4 separate regions of the Homo sapiens genome follow, and all the other regions are linked to region 3. Evidence: chromatin loops called from intact Hi-C (ENCODE). Cell type or tissue: PC-3. All regions are shown on one strand. Links, peaks and the distances in the headings refer to the core of each region. The heading gives the core; the rest is flanking DNA. Region 1 has its middle 25 kb from the start of GPD1L. Region 2 overlaps OSBPL10 (oxysterol binding protein like 10). Region 3 has its middle 38 kb from the start of ZNF860. Region 4 overlaps OSBPL10 (oxysterol binding protein like 10).

Evidence for each region. Peaks named below come from ENCODE experiments on the same cell type or tissue, not always from the same donor. Only the 100,000 strongest peaks of a DNase experiment are listed, where the experiment ranks them.
Region 1: it touches region 3 in a loop (7-fold over the local background); 3 of 110 quality-filtered maps call a loop at or near these places.
Region 2: a loop joins it to region 3, with 8 times the contacts of the local background. A loop is called at or near these places in 2 of 110 quality-filtered maps.
Region 4: a loop joins it to region 3, with 15 times the contacts of the local background. A loop is called at or near these places in 2 of 110 quality-filtered maps.

What each region holds. Positions count from the first base shown.
Region 1 is chr3:32,079,000-32,085,204 of GRCh38, reverse strand. No RefSeq gene overlaps it. Among named protein-coding and RNA genes, the nearest start is that of GPD1L, 25 kb to the left of the region's middle. In PC-3, for the core only: no CTCF peak of the experiment used is centred there; no DNase peak of the experiment used is centred there.
Region 2 is chr3:31,965,407-31,971,611 of GRCh38, reverse strand. The region is part of intron 1 of OSBPL10 (oxysterol binding protein like 10); the gene reads left to right. Among named protein-coding and RNA genes, the nearest start is that of OSBPL10, 13 kb to the left of the region's middle. In PC-3, for the core only: no CTCF peak of the experiment used is centred there; a DNase peak (open chromatin) is centred at 2,481; H3K4me3 peaks cover 2,049 bases; H3K27ac peaks cover 3,893 bases.
Region 3 is chr3:32,016,559-32,022,763 of GRCh38, reverse strand. It overlaps a transcript of OSBPL10 not described here. Among named protein-coding and RNA genes, the nearest start is that of ZNF860, 38 kb to the right of the region's middle. In PC-3, for the core only: CTCF peaks have their summits at 3,296 and 3,498 (motif pointing left); a DNase peak (open chromatin) is centred at 3,513; H3K4me3 peaks cover 432 bases; H3K27ac peaks cover 845 bases.
Region 4 is chr3:31,855,805-31,862,009 of GRCh38, reverse strand. The region is part of intron 3 of OSBPL10 (oxysterol binding protein like 10); the gene reads left to right. Among named protein-coding and RNA genes, the nearest start is that of OSBPL10, 120 kb to the left of the region's middle. In PC-3, for the core only: a CTCF peak has its summit at 3,397 (motif pointing left); no DNase peak of the experiment used is centred there.

The DNA of each region.
Region 1 (6,205 bases), core at 634-5,633, 63 kb before region 3:
CTCCCACATGTCATGGGAGGGACCCAGTGGGAATCATGGGGGCAGATCTTTCCTGTGCTGTTCTCGGGATAGTGAATGAGACTCATGAGATCTGATGGTTTTACAAAGGGGAGTTTCCCTGCACAAGTTTTCTCTCTTGTCTGCCACCATGTAAGACATGCCACCTGCCTTCCACCTTGATTGTGAGACCTCCCCAGTCACGTGGAACTGTGAGTCTGTTAAAACTCTTTTTCTTTATAAATTACACAGTCTTGGGTATGTCTTTATCAGCAGCATGAGAACACACTAATACACTAAGATAAATGTCCAGAATGGAACTGTTGGGTCATGGGGTGTACACGTTTGTCATTTTGAGAGGTATGGCTGCATGGACCTCCCCAGGGGCTAGGCCAGTGTGCATTCTTACCAGCAATGTGTGGGCATGACTGCTTTCCCACGGCCTTGCTGAGGGAGTGTACTTTGAACTTTTGGGTTTTCAACAGAATAGGCAAAAATATTCTCTATTTAGTGTAAATTATATTTTGCTTATTATAAATAAAGTGGAGTGTTCTGCTACCTCTTGATTTTTAGGCTTCCTAGAATAGTAAGTGACACTTTACTTCTCCAACACTCACCCTTCCCATGCACACATTCCCTCTCCCTCTCTTCTCCATTTCCAGTTATGCCACAGCTCTGGGTTAATTCAGCGATCAGTCTACATCATTGTGTCATGAAAATATATTTAGTGGCCAGGCGCGGTGGCTCATGCCTGTAATCCCAGCACTTTGGGAGGCCAAGGCAGGTGGATCATGAAGTCAAGAGATCGAGACCATCCTGGCCAACATGGTGAAACCCGGTCTCTACTAAAAATACAAAAATTAGCCAGGAGTGGTGGCGCATGACTGTAGTTCCAGCTACTTGGGAGGCTGAGGCAGGAGAATCACTTGAACCCAGGAGGCAGAGGTTGCAGTGAGCCAAGATTGCACCATTACACTCCAGCCTGGGTGACAGAGCAAGACTCCAACTAAAAAAAAAAAAAAAAAAAAAAGGAAAAAAAGAAAGAAAATATATTTAGCTATAGTGCCAGATCATGTTCTATAATTAAATTTTCTCTAGTGTGCTCTCCCCACACCCCCGCCGACTTGATGATTGCCTTTGCATTTTTTACCCATATACTATTCATCTTTTTATCCTTACAGGTTATTTTTCCCTACTTGTTTTCACTGGATCTAGTACATGTCTGCTAGTAGTTGTTCACAAATGATCAAATACAAATTTATTAGGTAATTTATTGATTTCATTTTTTCCTGGAGACTTCCTTCCCAGAGCCATCCATCTGTCAGCCTGCACTATTTGCCCTCCAGGCCTCCTTCTTAGACCCGCTGTACTCCTCTTTCTTGGATTACTCTGTGTTTAATTAGAGCACACCATTCAGTAATTTTCAGAAAACTCTCTGTTTATGTCTTATTGCCTTACTGAAACTCACTTTTGATAACAGACTAAAATGGCATTCTAGGGTAAGTGTCTTTTACCCACCAAACAATGAAGACATTATTTCATTGACTACTAGTATCACAGTGATGCTGTGAAGAAATATGATTCTGTTTTGATTCCTATTTGTGGCAGAGGCTTCTATTTCTCTTTCAGTATCCATTTTTTTCCTTAGTAAAATAATGCCTAACTTTTAGCCTGGCTGGAGATGACATTCCCTAGCCCTCCTTGCAGCACTTTATGGACATGTAACTAAGTTCGGCCAGTGGAGTGTTGAGTTGAAATGATATTTTCCACTTTCGGATTATGCCTGGAAGGAATCAGCAGCCAATGGCCTTTCCCATTCCCTTCTTCCCCATGGACAGGTGCAGACATGATCGGGGGACCTGGCTGCCACCTTGAATTCTGGGTTGGAAGCTGTGTGATGAGGTTCCCAGAGCTGCCATTCTTGCTCTGGACTTTACCTCTGAACTGTGATATGAGTTCAGAATAAATTTCTGCCTTGATTATGCCACTCCACTTTTATACATATTTCTATATTAACACTGCTTAGATTCTTCATTATTATAGTTTCTTTGTATATGACCTGTTAAACCAAGTTTAACCTAAAGTTTCCTCCTTACATATTTTAAGTTTGAACTAAAGGTTTCTCTGTACATAGTGAACTATAACCTAAATGGAGAGATAAACACTGTAACCTACTCTTGCACCAATCACCGAGTTTTGGCTAATCAAGCTGTTAAACAGTGTTCAAATAAGGCTGGGCTGTAACCAATCCAGCTTTTTGTGTATCTCTTTTTGGTTTTCTGTCCGTCACTTTCCTTTTTCTGTCCATAAATCTTTTTCCACCACGTGGCTGTGCTGGAGCCTCTGAGTCTACTCTGGCTCTGGAGGCTGCCCAATTCACAAATAATTCTTTTGCCCAGTTAAACTCTGCAAAGTTGCTTTGTCTAAGGTTTTTCTTTGAACAGATACCTTGGATTTTTTTTTTCATTTCCTCTGTCTCTGAAAGTTTTAGGATCCTCTTTTTATCCCCTGCTTTCATGCTTAGAGTCCTGTCACAAGCTTTTAAAATTCAGGGTGCTGGGTACTCTGTGTCTTTTAAATCTGAATGATTGTGTTTTTCAGTTTCATAGAATGTTTTGTGTTATTTATTCAAGGAGTAACTCCTTTTCATTTTCTCTGTAGTTTCTATTTGAAATTTTATCATTTAGCATTGTCACCTTTCCTGAAGTCTTTTCTTTTCTTATTTCCAATTGTTTGCTTGTACTCATCTTCACTTTCTGGATTTCATCTTTTAACCCTTTTGGTGCATTTCTCTAAAAAATTAAAGCCATATTATTTTCCATTTCCAAGAGCTCTTTCTCATTATTCTTTTTATTTCTGTGAAGATGTTTATTATAGGTTTTGATTTTCTTTCATGTTTATGTGATCCTGTTTGTGTTGTCTTTTTTATGTTGGAGACTGTCAAATGTTTGGTGATGTGTGGCTGTTGGTATAAGAGTGAAATGGCTCTAAGTGGACTGGCACGACTTGTCAACAGAGGGTGACTGGGTTGCAAGTAAGCCTTAATTTTTTTAAAATTGATGCATAACAAATGTATATAGTTTCAGGCCATTTGTGATAATTTAATACATTCATATAATTTGCAAAGATTAAACCAGCGTAATTGGGATATGCATCACCATAAATATTTATATTTTCTTTCTGCTAAAACCATTCCTATTCTTCTCTCCTAGCTATTTTGAAATGTGCAATAGATTACTGTAACCCATAGATACCTTACTGATCTACAAGCAAGTCTTTTTCAGTGGGGGCACACCCACATGTCAGCATCCTGAAAACTCTTCTCCAGAGCAGAGTAATTCCTCAAGAGGAGAGTTCTATAGTTTACCAGGAGAAGGAGATATCACATGTATACTCCAAACTAGCTTTCACATATAAAGATATTGATTCACTTTAGCAAGCCAATGGTTTTGAATATTTTCCCCTAGCAGTTATGGCATATGTATGTGTGTTTATATACTAATATGGTTTGTCCGTGTCCCCACCCAAATCTCATCTTGAATTGTAGCTCCCATAATTCCCATGGGTTGTGGGAGGGACAGGGTGGGAGATAATTTGAATCATGGAAGCAGTTCCCCTATACTGTTCTTGTGGTAGTGAATAAGTCTCACAAGATCTGATGGTTTTATACTGGGTTTCTCCTTTCACTTGGCTCTCACTCTCTCTTGCCTGCTACCATATAAGATGTGCCTTTCACCTTCCACCATGATTGTGAGGCCTCCCCAGCCATGTGGAATTGCGAGTCTATTAAAGCTCTTTTTCTTTACAAATTACCCAGTTTCAGGTATGTCTTTATTACCAACATGAGAATGGACGAATACATTTACTTAACAAATATTTAGGCTGAGTCCCTCTGTGTGTGTGTATGTTTGTGTGTGAGATACTAGGAGGACAAAATTGAGAAAATCCACATTTTGGCTCTGTCTTGTAGCAGGCAGGATCACAATGTATTTCCAGGTAATGACTGCTGTGATGGGGATGGGGGTGGTGTAGAGGGAAACAGGAACCAAGGGTTCCCATATCAGAAGTGTGGAGTGGGCCAGGTAATGTTACAGCAGCTTGGAGGTCTTCCAGGTGGGGCACTCCTAAGTTAGGTTGAGTATCAAGGGAAGGAGTCAGCCAGGTACAGTGGCTCATGTCTGTAATCCCAGAACTTCCGGAAGCTAAGACAGGAGGATTGTTTGAGCTCAGGAGTTTGGGCCACATGGTGTAACCTCGTATCTACAAAAAATACAAAAATTAGCTGAGTGTGGTGGCATATGTCTGTAGTCCCAGCTACTCTGGAGGCTGAGGTAGGAGGATCGCTTCAGCCCAGGAGGTTGAGGCTGCAGTGAGTCATGGTTGTGCCACTGCACTCCAGCCTGGGTAACAGAGTGAGACACTCTCTCTTAAAAAAAAAAAAAAAAAAAGGGAAGGAAGCCTCTCACAGTGTGAGAAGCTGTGCAGAGAAAGTGTGAAAATAAATACAGTTTTAAAGCTGTTGGGACCTGCTTCCCAGCGCCCCCCCAAAAAAATTAAGCCTAGATAGAGATGACTGTGATCTGAGCCACATATGGTTACAATTTATGGTTCTCAGACTATGGATTAACTTGCTTTCTTATTTTTCTTGTTCTGTACAATGACTAGAGAGAATTAAACAAAATCAGAGACAAAAACTTCCCGCCTTTTTAATGAATAGCACGTGCTAAAGATTAACTTCCCTTTTGTTGTCCTGCTTTGCTTAAACCAGATGACAGAAAATCTGTGACTATCATACCCTCTGCAAAAAGATGTTAAAATATACCCTTCTCAAAAGAAACATTGCCTAAAACCTAATTTCTGTAACTATGTGCCAACCTTGTATGAATAATGTAATCCCACCAAAAACTCCTCTGTCTCCACCCATATACATGAAATCTTAACTTCCCTACATTGCAACACCGACTCCATCCCTTTGGAGTTGGTGTTTCTGGGCGGTCCATCCTCATGCACTTGAATAAACGCTCTTTAAATTAGATTCTGACCCTTTCGATTATATTAGGTTGACAAGAGAAAACTGAGTATCTTAGTAGAAAAAAAGCACAGGGCATGAAAAGACAATTTGCATGAGCAGAAATGACCAATGAGCACATGAAAATTTTCCGGATCAGAGGTAGTTCAAACACTGCAGGAGGAAGCAACACCGAGGTTTGATTTCTTTCTAGTAGCTGACATAAAAGGTAGAGGGGTCTGCTACCATCCAACGTTCATGAAGACAGGGGGAAAGGGGCTCTGTTGTACTCTGTGGATGGAAACATACAGTGCCATGATTTTCAAAGACAATAAATTGGCTTTATTCCACTTCTATTGAAATACCTAGGCTGGGCGCAGTGGCTCACGCCTGTAATCCCAGCACTTTGGGAGGCCGAGGCGGGTGGATCACGAGGTCAGGAGATGGAGACCATCCTGGCTAACAGGGTGAAACCCCGTCTCTACTAAAAATACCAAAAATTAGCCGGGCATGGTGGCGGGCGCCTGTAGTCCCAGCTGCTGGGGAGGCTGAGGCAGGAGAATGGCGTGAACCCAGGAGGCGGAGCTTGCAGATGGCGCCACTGGACTCCAGCCTGGGCAACAGAGCGAGAATCCATCTCAAAAAACAAAAAAAAAGAAATATCGTAAGTGTATACCAAGAGGAATAATAGTCTGTTATACATATATTTAATTTACACAATGTGTGTAAATGATAGATATATAAATATATAATATAATATTTTAAAATTCAGAATAACCTAAATGTCCAACGATAGGTAAATTATATAGTTGTATATTATATAGTTATTAAATGATGTTGCAGAGAATAATTAGTGATATTAAAATAATAAAGATACATTAAATTTTAAAAGTTCACAAAATGATATGTATATATATACACACACATAAAATAATGTGTAAACACACACACCTACTTGCATGTTAATAAAACAACTGAAATATCAAACATCAAAATATTTTAAATGTGGAGGTACAGAAAACTTTTTAAAAACTTATGTATGTTAAATAAAAATTTTAGGAGGCCATTGTTTTAGACTGAGTTTCTGCACTAGGCCCCAACACACTGGACTAAAAATCAACATGGAGTCACCCAAGCTAAAGTTCCACATCACCAAACACAAACTAAGTTGCTATCTGACCTTCTGAGAAGCCAGGAGAA
Region 2 (6,205 bases), core at 470-5,469, 51 kb after region 3:
ATCCCAGCTCTACTCTTTGCCTTGGACAAGCTATTTGACCTTTATGTCGCAGTTTCTTTATCTGTAAAATGGGGATAATATGGTGTCTGTGTCATAGAGTTTTGGGGATCAACTGAGAAGCTGTGTATAAAGGGTTTAGGACAATGGGTGGCACATAGAAAGCACTCATTAGGGCCAGGTGCAGTGGCTCATGCCTGTAATCCCAGCACACTGGGAGGCCGAGGTGGGTGGATCACCTGAGGTCAGGAGTTCGAGACCAGCCTGGCCAACATGGCGAAACCCTGTCTCTACTAAAAATGCAACAATTAGCGGGCATGGTGGCATGCGCCCGTAATCCCAGCTACTTGGGAGGCTGAGACAGGAGAATCGCTTGAACCCAGAAGGCAGAGGTTGCAGTGAGCCAAGATTGTGCCACTGCACTCCAGCCTGGGCGACAGAGCAAGACTCCAGCTCAAAAAAAAAAAAAAAAAAAGAAAAAAGAAAAAAAAACAGAAAAAAAAAACCAACTCATTAGATGCAGCAGTACAGGTGGTGAGTGCTACTGCAGAGGAAGCACCTGGGAGTGGGAGCAGCTGCTCCACTTGGGAATAAAGGGCAGAAGTCGCAGGTGGAGGAAGACCTTCTAGAATGTTGAAGAGAAGAGTTCATCATGCAGACAAAGGCTTCAGCAGGGCGTCCCTGGTAGAAGGCTCTGTGAGTACAAATGTTTGGAGGCATGAAAGGAGATAGGTTTAGTATGGCTGGAATGCAGGTTGTATGTGGAGTGTGGCCAGAGATGAGACTGTAAAAGACAGACTAGGCTAAAAAAAGGCTACTTTCTGAAGAAGCTCTTAAGCCGCTGAGACCACAGATCACAAAATGTCTGTGTTACCACAAGGGGAACGCTGGCCCTGTGTATTTGTGGGTCCACGAAGCATCAGACACTTTACGTATATTATCCAATTTAATCTTTAAAATGAGATGGAGGTGGGTGTTGCAAAGCTATCCATTCTCCCCTTTTCCTGTAGCTATAGACCCCAGTTTTTAGCTGGATGCATGGCTGTCAAAAATAAAACTGTATTTTCATCCCTCCCCCTCCTTGCAACTAGGATGGTGATGAGATTATAATCTGGATGTAAGCGCAGAGTTGTCACATAGTAATTTCCTGGAACCTTCTTTGTACTCTTCTTACCTTTTCCTTTCCTGTTGGAATATAGACATGCTGGCCAAAACTAGAATATGGAAATGATGGCTGGAATTTCAGCAGCCGTCTTGAACCTCGAGGTGACTGGGATGAAGGCCATGGAGACAGAAGAAATCTGGCCTCAGAGGACTTTGTGGATCAAAGCCACCTCATAAATCCTAGCTGCAACCTCTGGAATTTTCCTTGTGGGGAGGGGGAGGAATATGCTTCTTTTGCAAGCCCCGAGTCTCAGTCAGATCTAACCCTAATTGATGCAGGTAGAATCGCAGTTTTACAGGTGAAGATGTTGAGGCCTAGAGTGACATAGACTGCACAGTTAATAAATTGTGGAGCACGGAATTTTCGGACTTCAAAGTGTGTTTTCTTTTTCTCTGGAAAGAACTTGGTCTCCTACCCCTTCATTTTATAGATGAGATTACTGAGGGCTTTGGCTTAGGGTAAACTAGGACCAGCTAATTCCACTGCAAGATAATCATTTCCTGCCCCGCGCCCCCCACCCCCGCATACTCTTTCTCTCCATGGCCTTTCCAAAGAAGAGGCCTCGTGTTTTTTTTTTTTCTTTTTTTGTTTTTTTGAGACGGAGTCTCGCTTTGTCGCCCAGGCTGGAGTGCAGTGGTGCGATCTCGGCTCAATGCAACCTCCGCCTCCCAGGTTCAAGCTATTCTCCTGCCTTAGCCTCCGGAGTAGCTGGGATTACAGGTGCCTGCCACCATGCCTGACTAATTTTTTGTATTTTTAGTAGAGACGAGGTTTCCACCATGTTGGCCAGGTTGACCTGGCCTCAAGTAATCAAGTAATCTGGCCTCAAGTAATCCGACCTCATTACGTGAACACCTGACCTCAACTAATCCACCCACCTCAGCCTCCCAAAGTAGTGCTAGGATTACAGGCGTGAGCCACCGTGCCCAGCGAAGCCCCGTGTTTTAACGAGTGATGTTGTAGCCCTCCTTTGGGCAGAATATCTTTCTGTGCATGGGTTGTGTTCGGTGGTTTTTCCTCTTCCAAAACCCTAACTGTTCCAGAGCTGTAAGTGTAGAGCTTTCTCTTTAGACAACCTTGCCAACTCTTGCCACCTCTGGGCTGGTCCTTAGGAATGACTTTCCTTGCCTGGCCTGTCCTTTCTCTGCCTGAGTGTTTAGGGGATGGATGAGGGGTTCCTTGGCCCTGTGATTATTTGTAAGTGCTGACAGATGTCTTGATTTATGCAGAGGCCTCCCAATTCATTAACCTCAGAGTGTGGACTTTGGCTGAAATAGGATCATGCGTTTGCGGAATGTACTTTGCTTTTGGGATTCTTGTGTGTCTGAGTTCCACCCTATTACTAATACCTTAACAATGGGCTTCTTGATCCCCTTGGCTAACCACACAGCACAGAACTTTTTTGTGTGTGTACTGCAGCAGACTCATTTAGTGGCCTCGTCTCTAAAAAGTTTAACAGAACAAAAACCCATTTGTGCTAGTACGTGCCGTTGAGAGAGCATTTGTCGTACATTCATTATATAGCATTTCATATTGATTCCTCTCTTTGCTCCAGCAAATTTCTTTGTGGTAATTTTTATTAGCTTGGCTAATGAGTGCCTTTTTCTTTTTATGAGAAGTCTGCAGCTGATACCTTGGCCCAAAGTACATCATAACACTATTATAGTTGTTTAGTTAATTTGGAATTTCCTGTAACTGGAATTTTTATGTCAAAGATCAGTTTACATGATTGCTTCGAAGTCAGCTAAAATTCAGGAAGATGGTCTTAAAAGCCAGAATGGCATGTTTTCTTTCTCATGTTGATTAATAGGATAGGCCATTTTTATGGGTTGAACGTAAAGGTATGCTTCAGAAAATCTTTGTATCAAAGAAAGTAGACCAAACTTGTATCTGGGAAATCAAGTTTAAGTCTGGGTAAAGTGTTTTTTTTTTTTTTTTCCCCTTCAAAATAGAAGCAAAGCATGACCTAACTTGGATGAAACTAAATTGCAGTGATTCATGTCATGGAATGGTCTGAATTTCTGTTTATCTGAAGGCTTGCTTCCTTTTCCTTTCCAGCATTGTAGTGTTATTGGTATTTTTGATATTTTTGTTTTGTTTCCTTTTTTGTTTTTGCTTCCTTTCTTAGTTTAAGACTTTGAATTCTTTTGTGTAACAACTGCATGTAACTTGTGATCCGATTTTTTTTTCTATAAATGACATGATTGACAACATTTGTATAAAGTCTACAGATTTGATAATAGTACTGTATCCATGTCAAGTATTTATTTTAACATTTACGCACTGAAGTATTTAAGGGTAAAGGGGCATTATGTTGGCTATTTACAGAAAGAAATACACACAGAAAGAAAAAATAATAAAGCAACTGTGGTAAAATGTTAATAGTTCTTTAATAGTAAATACTTATTTGTATTATTTGTGTAACTTCTCTGTAAATTTGAAATTATATTGAAAGATTAACAAAAATTCACTTGACCTATTCAAAACAAAAACCTTGGGGTGTGCACTATATACTTAATCACCGAATAGAGCATATATCTAATAAACATTATCCAATTTGCCTTAATTCTAGTCTTCTAATGTGGCCACTGAAGCATCCATTCTTGAAGCTTCATCCAGACTGGTTTAGAAGATGCCCAGGTGTGATAAAAATGATTGTTAGGCAATTCCAGAGATTAACTACAATGAAATTGCCTGAGTGTGTGAGTGCCTGTGAGCAAATAGGTAAAGCCAGCATATTTGCAGCTTATGAAAGGACCATTAAACCAAAGGTTTGGGAGATTTGTTTTTATCCTTTCACTGTTTTTATCCTTTCCCTATTAAGTTGTTTCATCGTAATATAAATGTCAACTGTCTCTTTCATTTATAAATGAGATGAAGTGGGAAACATTGCTTGTTTCCTCATTACTCCAACATAGGAAAATTATAATGAATTACCATTTATAAGCAACTTTTTTTTTTCATTTTTTTGAGACAGGGTGTTGCTCTGTTGTCCACGCTGGAGTGCAGTGGTGCAATCACAGCTCATTGTAGCCTCAACCTCCTGGGTTCAAGCGATCCTCCTGCCTCAGCCTCCCAAGTGGCTGGGGCTACTACAGGCCAGGGCAGGAGGATCGCTTGAGGCCAAGAGTTTGAGACCAGCCCTGGCAATGGCAAGCTCCCTGCAACGGTGAGACTCTACAAAAAATTACAAACAGAAAACAATCAAACAAAAAACCTGGAGTGGCATGAGCTCTCTGCATTCCTGTCCAGAGCTGGAAAGATGTCTCAGTGAGGGAATGGGATTTTTTTTTTCCTGACCTTGGTTTTGATGTGCAAGATTGATTTGGTTTGTCTTGCATTATCTCATGGAACATGTTATTTATGCTCAGAAGTAACAGCTTAAATCTTTGTTATTTGTGTAGTAAAATGTGTTTTAACCATTTATTAAAAAAAAAAAATCCCCTCAGAGATTGTCCATGAACTTGCTCATACTCACATGAAAGTTCCAGTTCCACATCCTTGTCAGCGCTTGGTATTATGATATTTTTAATTTTAGGCATTTTAGTAAATGTGTGTCATGGTTTTCATTTGTAATTGGCTGATAGCTAATGACACTGAACAGCTTTTCATGTGCTTATTTCCCATCCAGATATCGTGTTTAGTAAGGTTAGCTTTAGCTAAGTCTTTTGCCCATTTTTAAATTGGATTTCAATCAGGTTGTTTGTTTTCTTATGGTTGTGAGAGTTTTCTTCTGAGAGTGGTTCATGCTTTTTAAAGAAGTGATCCATTTTTTATAAGTTGTTGAATTTAGGTATGTAGAGTTGCTTCTAGTATTCCCTTATTATCTTTTTAATGTTCATGAGGCCCCTTTTTCTTCTCCCTGATATTGGTAACTTGTTCGTGTTTCTTTTTGTTTTTATCAGTTTTGCTAGAGGTCAGTCAATTTATTGATCTTTTCTAAGAATCAACTTTTTGTTTCATTTATGATCTTTATTCTTTCTCTGTTTTCAATTTAATTGATTTCTATTCTAATATTTTTTATTTTTTCACTTTATATATAGTTTTTTAGTTTCCTAAGGCAGATGCTTAAATTATTAAATTATCATTTCTTTTCTAATGTAAACATTTAGTGCTATAAATTTCCCTCTAACCATTGCTTTAGTTGCACTCACACATTTTGATATGTTGTATTTCTATTTTAGTTCAGCTTAACCATTTTGTAATTTATCTTGAGACTTTATTTTCGTCCCATGAATTATTTAGAAGTGTGAATACACACACACACACACACACACACACACACACACACACACATAATTTTGTTGTTGTTGTTGTAGTAGAGATGGGGTCTTGCTATGTTGTTCAGGCTGGTCTCAAACTCCTGACCTCAAGCAATCCTCCCACCTTGGCCTCCCAAAGTGCTGGGATTACAGGCATGAGCGACTGAGCCTGGCCTATATATATATATATTATATTTTATATAATATATATTATCTATTTTATATAATATATAATATATATTATCTATTTTATATAATATATATTATATATTATCTATTTTATATAATATATAATATATGTTATCTATTTTATATAATATGTATTATATATTATCTTTTTATATAATATATATTATATATTTATATAATATATATTATATAAATAGATAATATATCTTATCTATTTATATAATATATATTATCTTTTAATATAATATATATTATATAAATAGATAATATATATTATATTATATATTTTATATAATATATTATATATTTTATATAATATATATTATATAAAATATATAATATATAATATATAATTTATATAATATATTATATAATATATAATTTATATAATATATTATATAATATATAATTTATATAATATATTATATAATATATAATTTATATAATATATAATATATAATTTATATAATATAATAGTTTATATATTATCTATTTTATATATTATATAAAATAGATAATATATAATATATATTATATAAATTATATATTATATAATATATATTATATATTATCTATTATATATAATATATAT
Region 3 (6,205 bases), core at 820-5,819:
TCTGTCACCCAGGCTGGAGTGCAGTGTGTGCAATCTTGGCTCACTGCAACCTCTGCCTCCCGGGCTCAAGTGATCCTCCCACCTCAGCCTCCCAAATAGTCAAGGTGCCAGCCACCATGCCTAACTAATTTGTGTATTTTTGTAGAGATGGGGTTTCACCACATTGCCTAAGCTAGTCTCAAACTCCTGAGCTCAAGCAATCCATCCGCCTCAGCCTTCCAAAATGCTGGGATTACAGGCGTGAGCCACCATGCCAGGCCTCAAATCAGAAAATCTTTGAATCCACCTATGACCTATGGGCCTCTACTTCAAGATGTCCCACCTTTTTAGGTCAAACCAATGTGTAGCCTCCATGTATTGATTTATGACTTTGCCTGTAACTGCCTCGCCATCCTAAAAAACCCTTACCTGTAAACCATCTGGGAGTTTGGGTCTTAAGTATGAGCTGCCCAATTCTCCCTGTTTGGTGCCCTGCAATACATGCCTCACTTTCTCTTGCTGCAAATCCCAATGTCAGTGTTTGGCTTTGCTGCACCAAGTGAGAGACCCCAGTTCGGTTCCATAACAAAATGGTGCTGGGACAACTGCATATCTATATGCAACACTTCAGAAAAAATAGATAAGCTGGACTTCATTATAGTTGAAAACTTCAGCTCTTCAAAAAACACCACTAACAAAATGAAAAGACAAGTTAAACAGACTGGGTAATAAGATTTGCAAATCATGTACCTGACAAACGACTTATATCTAGAATATACATATTTTGTTTTACTTTTTTTTTTTTCGAGACAGATTATCTCCTGTTGCCCAGGCTGGAGTGCAGTAGCACGACCATGACTCACTGCAGCTTCAACCTCTTCAGGCTCAGGTGATCCTCCCACCTCAGCCTCCCTAGTAGCTGAGACTACAGTCATGCACCACCATGCCCAGCTAATTTTTTTGGTATTTTTTTGTAGAGATGGAGTTTTGCTTATGTTGCCCATGCTGGTCTCAAACTCCTGGGCTCAAGCTATCTGCCCACCTCAGCCTCCCAAAATGCTAGAATTACAGGTGTGAGCCATCATACCCAGCCTAGAATATATTTTTAAAACTCCTAAATGGGCAATGGATTTGAAGAGATATTTCACTAAAGAAGATATACAAATGGTTAACAAGTACATGAAAAAGGTGTTCAACATCATTAATCACTAGAGAAATATAAATTAAAACCACAATGAAATATCCATTTACTTTTACCAGAATGGCTGAAATAAAAAAGAAAGCATTCATGAGCGTAAGGGAGTGGAGAAACTGGAATCCTTTAATATTATTGGTGGGAAGTTAAAACGGTGCAGATATGTTGGCAAATGGCTTCTTAAAATGTTAAACGTAACCCAGTAATTCCAGTTCTAGGAATATACACAAGAGAAATGATAACATCTGTCCTCATGACGTTGAACTTTATTTGAGCCTGTGCTCCTGGAAAGCAGCAACGCGGAGAAAATACCCACACTTTTGTATTTGTAAGAAAGACTACCCACAAAGAATCACTGTTATGGACTTAATTATGTCCCACCCACGCCCCAATTCATATATTGAGGTCTTAACCCACAGTACACCTCAGAATGTGATTATACTTGGACACAGGGCTTTTAAAGAGGTAATTAAGGTTAAATGAGGTAATGAGGATGGGGCTCCAATCCAACAGAACTGGTGTTTTAATGAGAAGAGGAAGCAATATCAGGAAAGCACGTACACACAGGAAAGTCCAAGTGAGGACACAGCAAGAGGCAGCCATCTGCAAGCCAAAAAGAGAGTCCATGGCAGAAACCAACTCTACTGACACCTTGATCTTAGACATCCAGCCTCCAGAACTCTGAGAAAATACGAGTTTTGTTGTTTAAGCCACCCAGTCTGTGGTATTTCATTATGGCAGTCCTAGCGGACTAACACAACCACCTTGCTCTTGCATATTTCCTGCCATCATTCCTTAGGACTCCTATAAGACTCACTGGTGGCTCTCTTGCTTACCCGCTTCTATAAAATCCCAGGTCTTCTTTTTTTTTTTTCTCCTGGAGATGTTTTTCATTAATGAACATTTTGCCTATTATAAAAGCTTGAATGAAATCATCTCCTTAATTGCTCAGCACATTTTGTCTTTTATGTCCATCACAAAGACTTGTACGCAATTACTCATAGCAGCATTATTTGAAAACTGGAAAGAATCCAAATGTCAATTAATTAATGAATTGATAAACAAATGTAGTATGCCCATACAATGGAATTCTATTTAGAAATAAAAAGGAATGATATAGTACTGATACATGCTACAACATAGATGAACCTTGAAAACATTATGCTAAATGAAAAAAGCTAAGTGCAGAAGACTACATATAGTATGACATGAAATGTCCAGAGAGGGCAAATTTAGAGAAAGAGAAAGCAGATCAGGCTAACCTGGAGCTGGATATGGAAGTGGAGTATGTCTGCAAATGGGCTAAAGGAAATTGGGCAGGGTTCTAAAATTGGAATGTGGTGACGATTGTACAACTATACAGATTCTAAAAGTCATGAATTGTATACTTACAATGGGTGAATTTATGGCATATAAATTTTAACAAAGCTATAGAAAATAACAGGAACAAAACATAAAAATCAAATGCTGCAACAAACTATGAAAATTCACTATCAGAACAAATTGTACCCAAAGAGTGGATTAAGCATCCAGACTTCTGGTGTTTTGCATTGTAGGCTCATTGACTCGGCTTCTACAGAGCACTGTGAGTGGAACTGGGAGAGAAATCCCTCCGCAAATTCAGGGTTCGTGTTTGATCCACATATCTAGAACCACCCATCAGAGCAGCACCCTCACCACAATAGTCAAAGATTGATAGTTATACTTTATATGTTCCAGTGTAGTAGAAATAAAGAACAAAGAAACTAACTCGATGAGGAAATAGACTATAGTTGAAGCTATTGATCATGGAGCCAAATAAAGATAACACAATGAAAGACTGCAAACAATTTTACCCTTCTTATTGCGAAGAAACAGAGTTAATAATTTTTTATAATTGCATCATTAAAAATTGTGTTGAATCTTTTTTAAAAAAATTCATTTTTAGTTAGATATTTACAAATGAGGCCAATACCCATTAACTAGTCTGTGGATGTTGAACATATGAAAACAGACTTAAGAAGATGCTTTCTCTTCCAACTGTAATACAAGTTTACTTAAACATTGGCACCGATCTTTCTTCCCATTATACTCCTCTCTTCAGAATCTTCCTCCTACCACACGTCTCTGCTTATTATAAATTCCCATTCAGCCATAAGACTTAGCTCTAATGTGATTTAATAGTTCATTTCTTCTTGAATCATCATTACTTGCATAAATATATTATTGATTGCACTTGAATGTAAGGAATGATGCCTTATTTTTTTTCATGGGGTAGCCTCTAGAGTATGGAGCACTTGGTAAACTTCCCTAAATATGCTTTTTGAATTGAATGGAATGTATTACCCCCTGGTGGCTGAATAGGAGAACAACTTCGGACTTTGTTAAACGACATCACCCCCACTCCCTTGTTCCTCAAACTACTGTGGATTTTGGAGAGCTCCAATTGTGGAAATTAATTCAAGGGAATTTGGGGGGGTGGGTGATGTTGATGTTCTAAAACTGGAATGTGATGATTGCACAGCCTTCAAAATCAAGAGTAGCTTAGGCCGTTGGTGGAGATTGCAATTTCAGAAATTACCTTTTTTTCCTTTTTTCCTCTTTTTTCATTTCTTCCCACTCCTGGTCCTCTTCATTTTTCTCATTTCTCCCTTGTGAATCTTTCCTCCACCTTATCTACTCATTTTAATTTTTTTCTTCTTTCACTTCTTGTTCTTATCTTTTCATTGCTGAGTTCTTTTGCTTCCTTTTGATTTTTGCCTGTTTGTATTCAATTATTTCCAGTGTGATCACACAAAAACACTACCTTTTTTTCTTTTGGTGTGTTTAATGGACACAGTTGGCCAGACTCCAAATTCAGCCACTGATGTCTTCAAATATAATGTCTTGCATTTTTTTCCTTAGGACAGAGTCTTGCTGTGTTGCTGCCCAGGCTGGAGGGCAGTGGTGTGATCATAGCTCACTGTGGCCTTGAGCTCCTGGGCTCAAATGATCTTCCCACCTCAGCCTCCCGAGTAGCTGGAACTACAGGCACACATGACCTCACCCGTGTCTTGCATTTTTACAGCATTTTTATTGTAAACTTTTTTCCAGTGTGGTTTCCCTTTTATGCTCTGGTTTTCCCTTCTATGCTCTGGTTTCTCATCTATTTTAATATCTGGCAAGAAGTCTTCTTAAAGCAAACATACAGGCATTAGAATTATCTCCATTCAACCATAAAGCAAACTAAATCAGAGGAAGAATAAACACTTGTCTGAGATCACAGATACTCAGTCTGAGCTTTGTTCCCACATCTCGTCTATCATTGCACCAATCCTTCTAAAAAGCTGGTTTCTGAAAGGTTGGGATCAAACTTCTTTACCATCATAGTTTAACAATCACATTTGTCCCTGTAATTATTTCATAATTTTTGACATTTTATTTATTTATTTATTTATTTATTTATTTATTTATTTATTTATTGAGATGGAGTTTTACTCTTGTTGCCCAGGTTGGAGTGCAATGGCACCATCTGGGCTCACTGCAACTTCCGCCTCCCAGGTTCAAGTGATTCTCCTGCCTCAGCCCCCTGAGTAGCTGGGATTACAGGCGCCCGCCACCAAGCCCAGCTAATTTTGTATTTTTAGTAGAGACGGGGTTTCACCATGTTGGCCAGGCTGGTCTCGAACTCCTGACCTCAAGTGATCTGCCTGCCTCGGCCTCTCAAAGTGCTGGGATTACAGGCATGAGCCACTGCGCCTGGCTGACATTTTATTTCTTTAAGTTTAGTGACACAATGAATGTGATTGTTCACAATTCACCTGGGATTATAGAAACTTAAAGCCAAAAGAATTAAAAGTGACCTAATTCAAATTATTTCAGCAAATGACAAAACTGAGGCTCAGAGAAGTGAAATGGCTTAACTGATGTCACATAGTTCATTGGTAACACAGCGAACAATAAAACCCAGGTCTCTTGGATTCCAGTTTAGTGTACTTTCCGGGGCTTTGTGCAGTCTACTAAGCACAGTTTGGAAGTGGTAGGGTAGAGCTGTGAAGACACAGAACCCTGGGCCCAAACAGACCAAACAGTAGATTAAGAGAAAATGAATTTTTTTTTTTTTGAATCTCAGCTCAGCCACTTGCCAAACCATATTAGGTAAGTTATTTAAGCATCAGCTTCCTTATCTGTAAACCAATGATAAAATCCAGTACAGTTCTGTTTGAAGATTCAAAATAAAAACTACTTGGTAGAGTAAAAATGTGTAGCTTGATAAAAGGTACCTAGATTCTGAGACCAGTATAGCTAAGAAGATGGTCTTCGGATCAAACAGCTGGTGTTTTTAGCTGTTGGAACTTTGGAAAGCTTTTTAACTTCTTTGAAAGTTATTTCCTCATCTTTAAAATGGGAAAAACAATGCTATTTGCCTCGTAGCGTTTCCAGAAGCTCAAATGAAATCATTCATAAGAAATTAATATGTGTTTGGCATACAAGTCAGAGTTCAATAAATGCATGCTGTGATCAGCCCTCTTCCCACGTTCTAATGGAAGTTCAGATCTCTTAAAGGGCAAAACTTTGAACTAAAAAATTTAGTCTAGAAAACACTTTATTATAAAACATTAGCTTCTTTCCAAAGTAATGATATTTTCAAGGAAATAAGGAGTAAAGACTTTTCATTATCACATGAAGATAATAGCTACCAAGAATGTGCCATGTGGGTGCCAGGTCTTTACATACGGTCTCTCATTTAGGTTTCAGAATACTCATATGCAGACAGATTAAGTACCTGGTCCAGGATCACTCTGCTAATGCGATGTTTAATCCTGGTCCAGATCACTCCAAACTCTCTGGCATTCCACTGTCCCATTTTAATTCTGCCTCCCAAACTGAACTATTTATTGAGAGCATTAAAACTTGAGACTATCAACAATTGCTCTAGCTTTTTGACAACCTATTCTAATTACCAAAAGCAGCAAGAGAGAACATCGATATAAAGCTTTTATGATGCCAGGAAAAACCCTTTTATTTTTTTCTAAATTATACTTTAAGTTTTAGGGTACATGTGCACAACGT
Region 4 (6,205 bases), core at 400-5,399, 160 kb after region 3:
TCCACTTGGCTCAGAGCCCTGAGCCACTCTGTAAATATTTACTACCCTACTGGAGAGACCCCATTGCGAGGCTGTAAGAATACATGAAGGGACACAGCAAAATCCAGGCTTCCAGCTGCCCCTCTCAAGGCACCAGGATGTGCACGAGGCTTTCGTGACCCCTCCAGACAAGTCTAGCTACTGGCCAAGTACCACTGAGTCACCCGAGGTGATGCCACCCAGAATAGAAAGAATCACCCCAGGAAGACCGGCCTGAGTTCCTGACACATGTTGAGATAAAATAAAATAGTAGTCACTTTTAACCTCTTGTTTTGGGGTAGTTAGGCAGTAATAGATAACCAGTGCAAACTTGCCAAGGGAATGGTTAGTGTCACCAAAGAGGCCAATAATATTAATGGTATTAATCAATTTTTGAACAATGATACAAGCTAAAATTTAAATTCTGAGTTTCTAGTTCTATAGACAATCAGTCATCTGTATCTGTGGGTTCTGCCTATGTGGATTCAACCAACTCTGGATCACAAATATTCTAAAAAAAATTGCATCTGTTTTGAACATGGATCGACTTTTAATCTTGTCATTATTTTGTAAACAATACAAATAACTGTTTACATAGCATTTACATTGCATTAGACATTATAAGTAATTTAGAGGTGATTTACAGGGGAATATATATGCATAGGTTATATGCAAATAAAATGCCATTTGATATCAGGGACTTGGGCATCTGTGAATTTTGCTGTCTTAGAAGGGTCATGGAACTAATCCCCCATGGACACCAAGGGGATGACTGTATATGCCTTCACAATTTCCTAATGACCCCCAAACTGACCCAATGAAAATCAAAAATAAACACATTGATTAAAAACATGACTTATTCTAAATCTGTGATTTCTAAACTAATAATTTATGTTATTGGCTTAATTTTCAATTTTTATCCATAGTGTAGGTTAGAGCAATGTATATTTAATAACCTGTAGACTTAAGAACTAAGGTATTTTTGCCCATGTGTGGTTCACAACTGTAATCCCAGCACTTTGGGAGGCTGAGGTGGGCGGATCACTTGAGGTCAGGATTTTAAGACCAGCCTGGCCAACATGATGAAACCCCGTGTCTACTAAAAATACAAAAAAAAAAACCCAAAAAAAAAAACCCCAAAAAACCCCACAAAAATTAGCCAGGCATGGTGGTGGGCACCTGTAGCTACTCAGGAGGCTGAGGCAGGAGAATTGCTTGAACCCAGGAGACGGAGGCTGCAGTGAGCCGATATTGTGCCACTGCACTCCTGCCTGGGTGACAGAGTGAAACTCCATCTAAAAACAACAACAACAACAAAAAACAGAAAGAGAACTAAGGTATTTTTAACAGTGTTTTGAGTAGAAGAAACTAAAAAGAACATACATGAACTTTTTTAATGTGGTGGGTCAGGTCATCAGATAAGATGTGGTGGCAACGGTGGAGAATGTGGCTCATAACCCTAGCCTCCTTGGTCGTTCAGTCCCCTCTTATCACTTCCTTGTCTCTTTATTGCCTTGGGGCTTTCTGCCTGGAGCCCCTCATTCTTCTCCCATAGTAAATCCTTCTAATGCAGTTTCATGACTTGGTTAAGGTCACTCACTCAGTGACATGTTCCTTTGGACCATCCAATAACAAGATGCTTAATTCTTTCCTTTTTTACATCTCCATAGACCTGGGGGCAAGTAAAATACAACTCTGGATGTGCTTCTTCATGTAGAGAGTTGGCCCATCATAGGTCTGGTGACTGGTGACTGTGCTTCGTGCAGTGAATGATGCAGAGGTTGCCGAGGTGCAGGCTTCTTCAAAATCTTAAACGCTTTCATTTTCAAATACAAGGCCTTTTAGGGCACAGGGAAAGAAAAGGCTTTTCATTGACTCAGACTTCATGTAAGGGAGCAGGAAGGGCTGGTTCCAATGTGCGCAGGAGGGAGAGGATTACCAGGTATATGTGAGCAATGTCCACCACACCATTCTTAAGATACTCTCCATGCCCAAATGGAACTGTTATTGGAGTAAGTCCTACATGGCAATCTCCAAGTCCATTGGAAAATTTCACTCACTCTTAGGCCTCAAGGGCCAGTCTGATTACATGTGGGAATGCCACCTACTTTGCTGGGCTCTTGGCCTTCCTAAGCAGAAATGTGATTATACTACAAGGTAAGGGTGCTGTAATGAATTGTGTATTCCTCAAGGATTCTGGAACCAAAGCCCTTTCCAATGTCTCAGCACAAGCAGTTGCTGCACAGAAAAATAAACTTAAGGAGCCTGGGAGAGGTTCATTTTGGGATGATGATGACGTTAGTGATGTTCCCTTGATGGAAGTCCAAGATTGAGGGACCAGCATCTGGTGAGGACCTTCTTGCTGTGGCATCCCATGGCAGAAAGTGAAAGGGCAAAAGAAAACCATTTCACCAAGATGGAGATTGGGTCCATCATGAACTTACTGATCATCTCCAGGATTTCGTGAGGCAGCGTGGCACTGATGAGAACAACCTGCATGGCTGGAGGCCATGTACACATTGTAAATCTGCCCTTTGAAACTTATGTTTACCAGTTTATTATAAAGGATGTTGCAAAGGATACAGATGAAGAGATATGTAGGGTGAGGTATAAGGGAAGGGGCGTGGAACTTCTACGCCCTCCCTGGGCGGTCACCCTCCTAGAGCCTCCTGTATTCAGCTATCCGGAAGCTCCAGCTCCCATTTCATGGTTTGTCTCTTTACTTTTCCCATTTTTTTTGACATAGACAAAATTTTTTAGAACAAATGGAGGATCTGGTGTGATAGACAATGTAGGGAATTAGGTAAAAACAACAACAAAAAAAAAAACCTGGTTTCTGGCTGTGCCTGGGCCACTCACAGGCTACTACCTAGCTTTGTAATCTCAAGTAACTCAGTAAACGAGTAATGTCTCTTAGCCTCAGTTTTCACTTCTGTAAATTGGGCAAAATAATGGCATCAACCCTACAGGGCAGTTGTTAGGATTAAGTAATATTAAGCATGTCACAATATTCTTTTTATAACACAGATTCACCCAATTCTGCTACAACATTTCTGTTGATGGATAACTTGGTTGTTAAGCCAAGTTCTACCTGAAGATGATCATGAAGGAGTGGCTAAGAAGCATCTCTAAAACCTGATTGTTATGACTTTCCCCCTAAAAGTTTTGATAGACTGCCCAAATGTTTATATTCCCCATGCATCAGAAAGCTCCAGTATAATCCAGACTCAGCCAGGCTGGCCTTGTTCACATTGTGCATCTGGTTTTGAGTGGCTCCCATCTCACTTTCTGTGATGCTGCAGGATTAAAGGCAAGTGCTCTAGGCTCTCTGGGGGCAGTACCCGGTTCAGAACTAGCCCTATAGTGCCACCTGGGGCAAGTTATTCCTTGAAATGAGGACAGTAATTTTTGATGTGAGGATTGAATTGTATGCTGTGGTGAGGATTAATGAGATCATGTCTGTTGTGCTCTTAGTACAGAGCCAGACACTGAATGAGTTTCCGTGAGGGGTACTGTGCTTTCAGGACCCAGCTAAGTTGGGCCCTGCGAAACAAGCAGTACCTGACTGCCCAAGACTGGAAAGGCACAGCTTGTGAAATGAAATGGGGTATTTCTGATAAAAAACTGAGCTTCTGCAATAAAAGAGAAATTTAATTTATTAAAGTTGATGAAAAGGTTAAAAAACATAGGGGGCTGGGCACAGTGGCTCACACCTGTAATCCCAGCACTTTGGAAGGCTGACATGGGAGGATTGCTTGAGCCCAGGAGTTTGAGATCAGCCTGGGCAACATAGGGAAACCCTGTCTTACAGAAATATAAAAAAATTAGCCTGGTGTGGTGGCGTGCTCCTGTAGTTCCAGCTAGATACTCGGGAGGCTGAGATGGCAGGATTGCTTAAGCCCAGGGAGGTCAAGGCTGCAGTGAGCCATGATTACGCCCCTGCACTCCAGTCTGGGCAATAGAACGAGACCTTGTCTCAAAAAAAAAAAAAACACAGGCTGTGGGGAAGATATACCATGATAGGAACAACCAACCAGTCAAACAAAAACGGGAGAGACACACACATACTTACTTTTTCTGTATCTCTCTCTCTCTTTCTCTCTCTCTCCCCCCCTTTCCCTCTCCCTCTCCCTCCTTCTTTCCCTCCCTCTTTCCCTCTCCCTCTCCCTCTCCCTTTCTCTCTCTCTCCCTTTCTGTCTCTCCCCCCCACCCCCCTGCCAATCTTTGGAAGGACACACGAGAGGCTAGTAGTAGTGGTTGCCAGGGGTGCTGTTAGGGGAACAAGAGATTTATGGTTGAAAGTATATAGGGATTTAGGTGTACCTTTTGATATTATTCAAAATTTTCATCTTTTGCATTGGTCAGTTGTATATTAAAAATGTAGTTACTCAAGTGGTTAAAATTTGAATTATTAAAAATGTATTTTAAAACCTGGAGCCGAGGCTCTTTTGCTGAGTGCTGTGTTCTCGTGGGTCACTATTGAGTTGGTCGTTTTATCTTCAGGGAGATGCTCTCCATCAGGCAGTCACTGATGAACCTGCTTCTCATTATATTCTTCACTTGAAAGTCTTAACATCTAATGTCCTTGAAGATGTTCAGTAATTCCAAATTCCTGCCAGTTCAGATTAGGCTCCTCTTCTTGCTACTCTGAATTGCTTTCACTTGAAATAATTTGAAGTGTTTAAAGTTTAATGCTCTTTGAGGGGAGCTGCTACATCTCTCCCCTTTATTTGAATTAAATAGTGATTAATAGTCTCTGTTGAGTGGCCTCTTCCTTGACAAAACCCTCCGGTGCTGGGGTGGTTGGCTGATTAGCAGAGCTAGCTCCTGTCTTGGGTTCTGTAAGCAGAGCTTCTCCATCTGCAGAGGGCAGGGGGTATGAATGCCACTGGAGGTTGAAGAGGGTTAGTACTGCCCACATGAAAACTTCTTTTTCAAGGCAGGGTCTCACTCTGTTGCCCAGGCTGGAGTGCAGTGGTGTGATCCTTGAACCCTCCACCGCCCAGGTTCAGGCGATTCACCCACGTAGCTGGGAATACAGGTGCCCGCCACCATGCCCAGCTAATTTTTGTATTTTTAGTAGAGACGGGGTTTCACCATGCTGGCCAGGCTGGTCTTGATCTCCTGGCCTCAAGTGATCCTCCCACCTTGGCCTCCCAAAGCACTGGGATTACAGGCATGAGCCACTGTGTCTGGCCTACATGAAAACATTTTCAAGAAGCCCTAGGTGTATCTTACATTCAACTCGTACATCTTACTGAACAATACACTAGCCTGATAAAATATTTTAAAGCTGTTTTATTTTCTTTCCCAAATCATTGGGTGAAAAGTAAGATATGCTGCATCTCCTGTTGAGACTGAAGGTATAAAGTGCTCCAGGTTGAAAAGCAGAGTATGAGGATAATATGTTTTCCGAAGTAGCAAGTCTTTGGGGGAATAGATTCCGATGAGTTTAGGCTGGATAAACTCCCTTAGTAAAGTTGGACAAGCTCATCTAAGGATTGACTCTTCCCTTGGCTCTGTCTTCTTATTTCTGCTATTGGGTAATTTTGCTTTCATGTTTTATTAAGCTCAGTGCCATTTTTCTTCTAGAATTTTTCACAGATAATTACTTTTTGGGTACTTAAAACTAAGTGTAAAACATCACCCTCCTAAACATACCATCAAATTAAGTAAATAAAACACAATTTAAGAACAGCTTTTATTAAAACAATAAAGTTTGGGGATTTTTTTAATTGTCTTAATAAAGTGCAACAATTTTGCATACCTTCTCCAGCATAATCTTAACATTTGGCTGCCCGCCTTGCCTGAAAGGAAAGTCCTAACATTACCCAGGAAGATCATTTTAGGTCAAGAAGGCCTTTAGATTAAAACGTGTGTGTGTGTGTGTGTGTGTGTGTGTGTGTGTGTGTGTGTGTGTGTAATATAAACATAAATGTATATAACATATATTATACATATATAAATATATATATTTTTAGGAAAAAACAAAATGGTACAGTTTTGATTCAGTTGAACTAGTTTATTGCACCATACATCTGTACTTAAATAGGGCTTTTTTCTACAATACTTGAGTTGCTGTTTTTTTGCCTAGAACCTTGTGGGGTGATTTTCCATCGCTAGCCCTCTGTGAGAAGTTCTGACTTGAGGGTAGACAGCTCTTAGTCTGAGGACATTTCCTGCACTG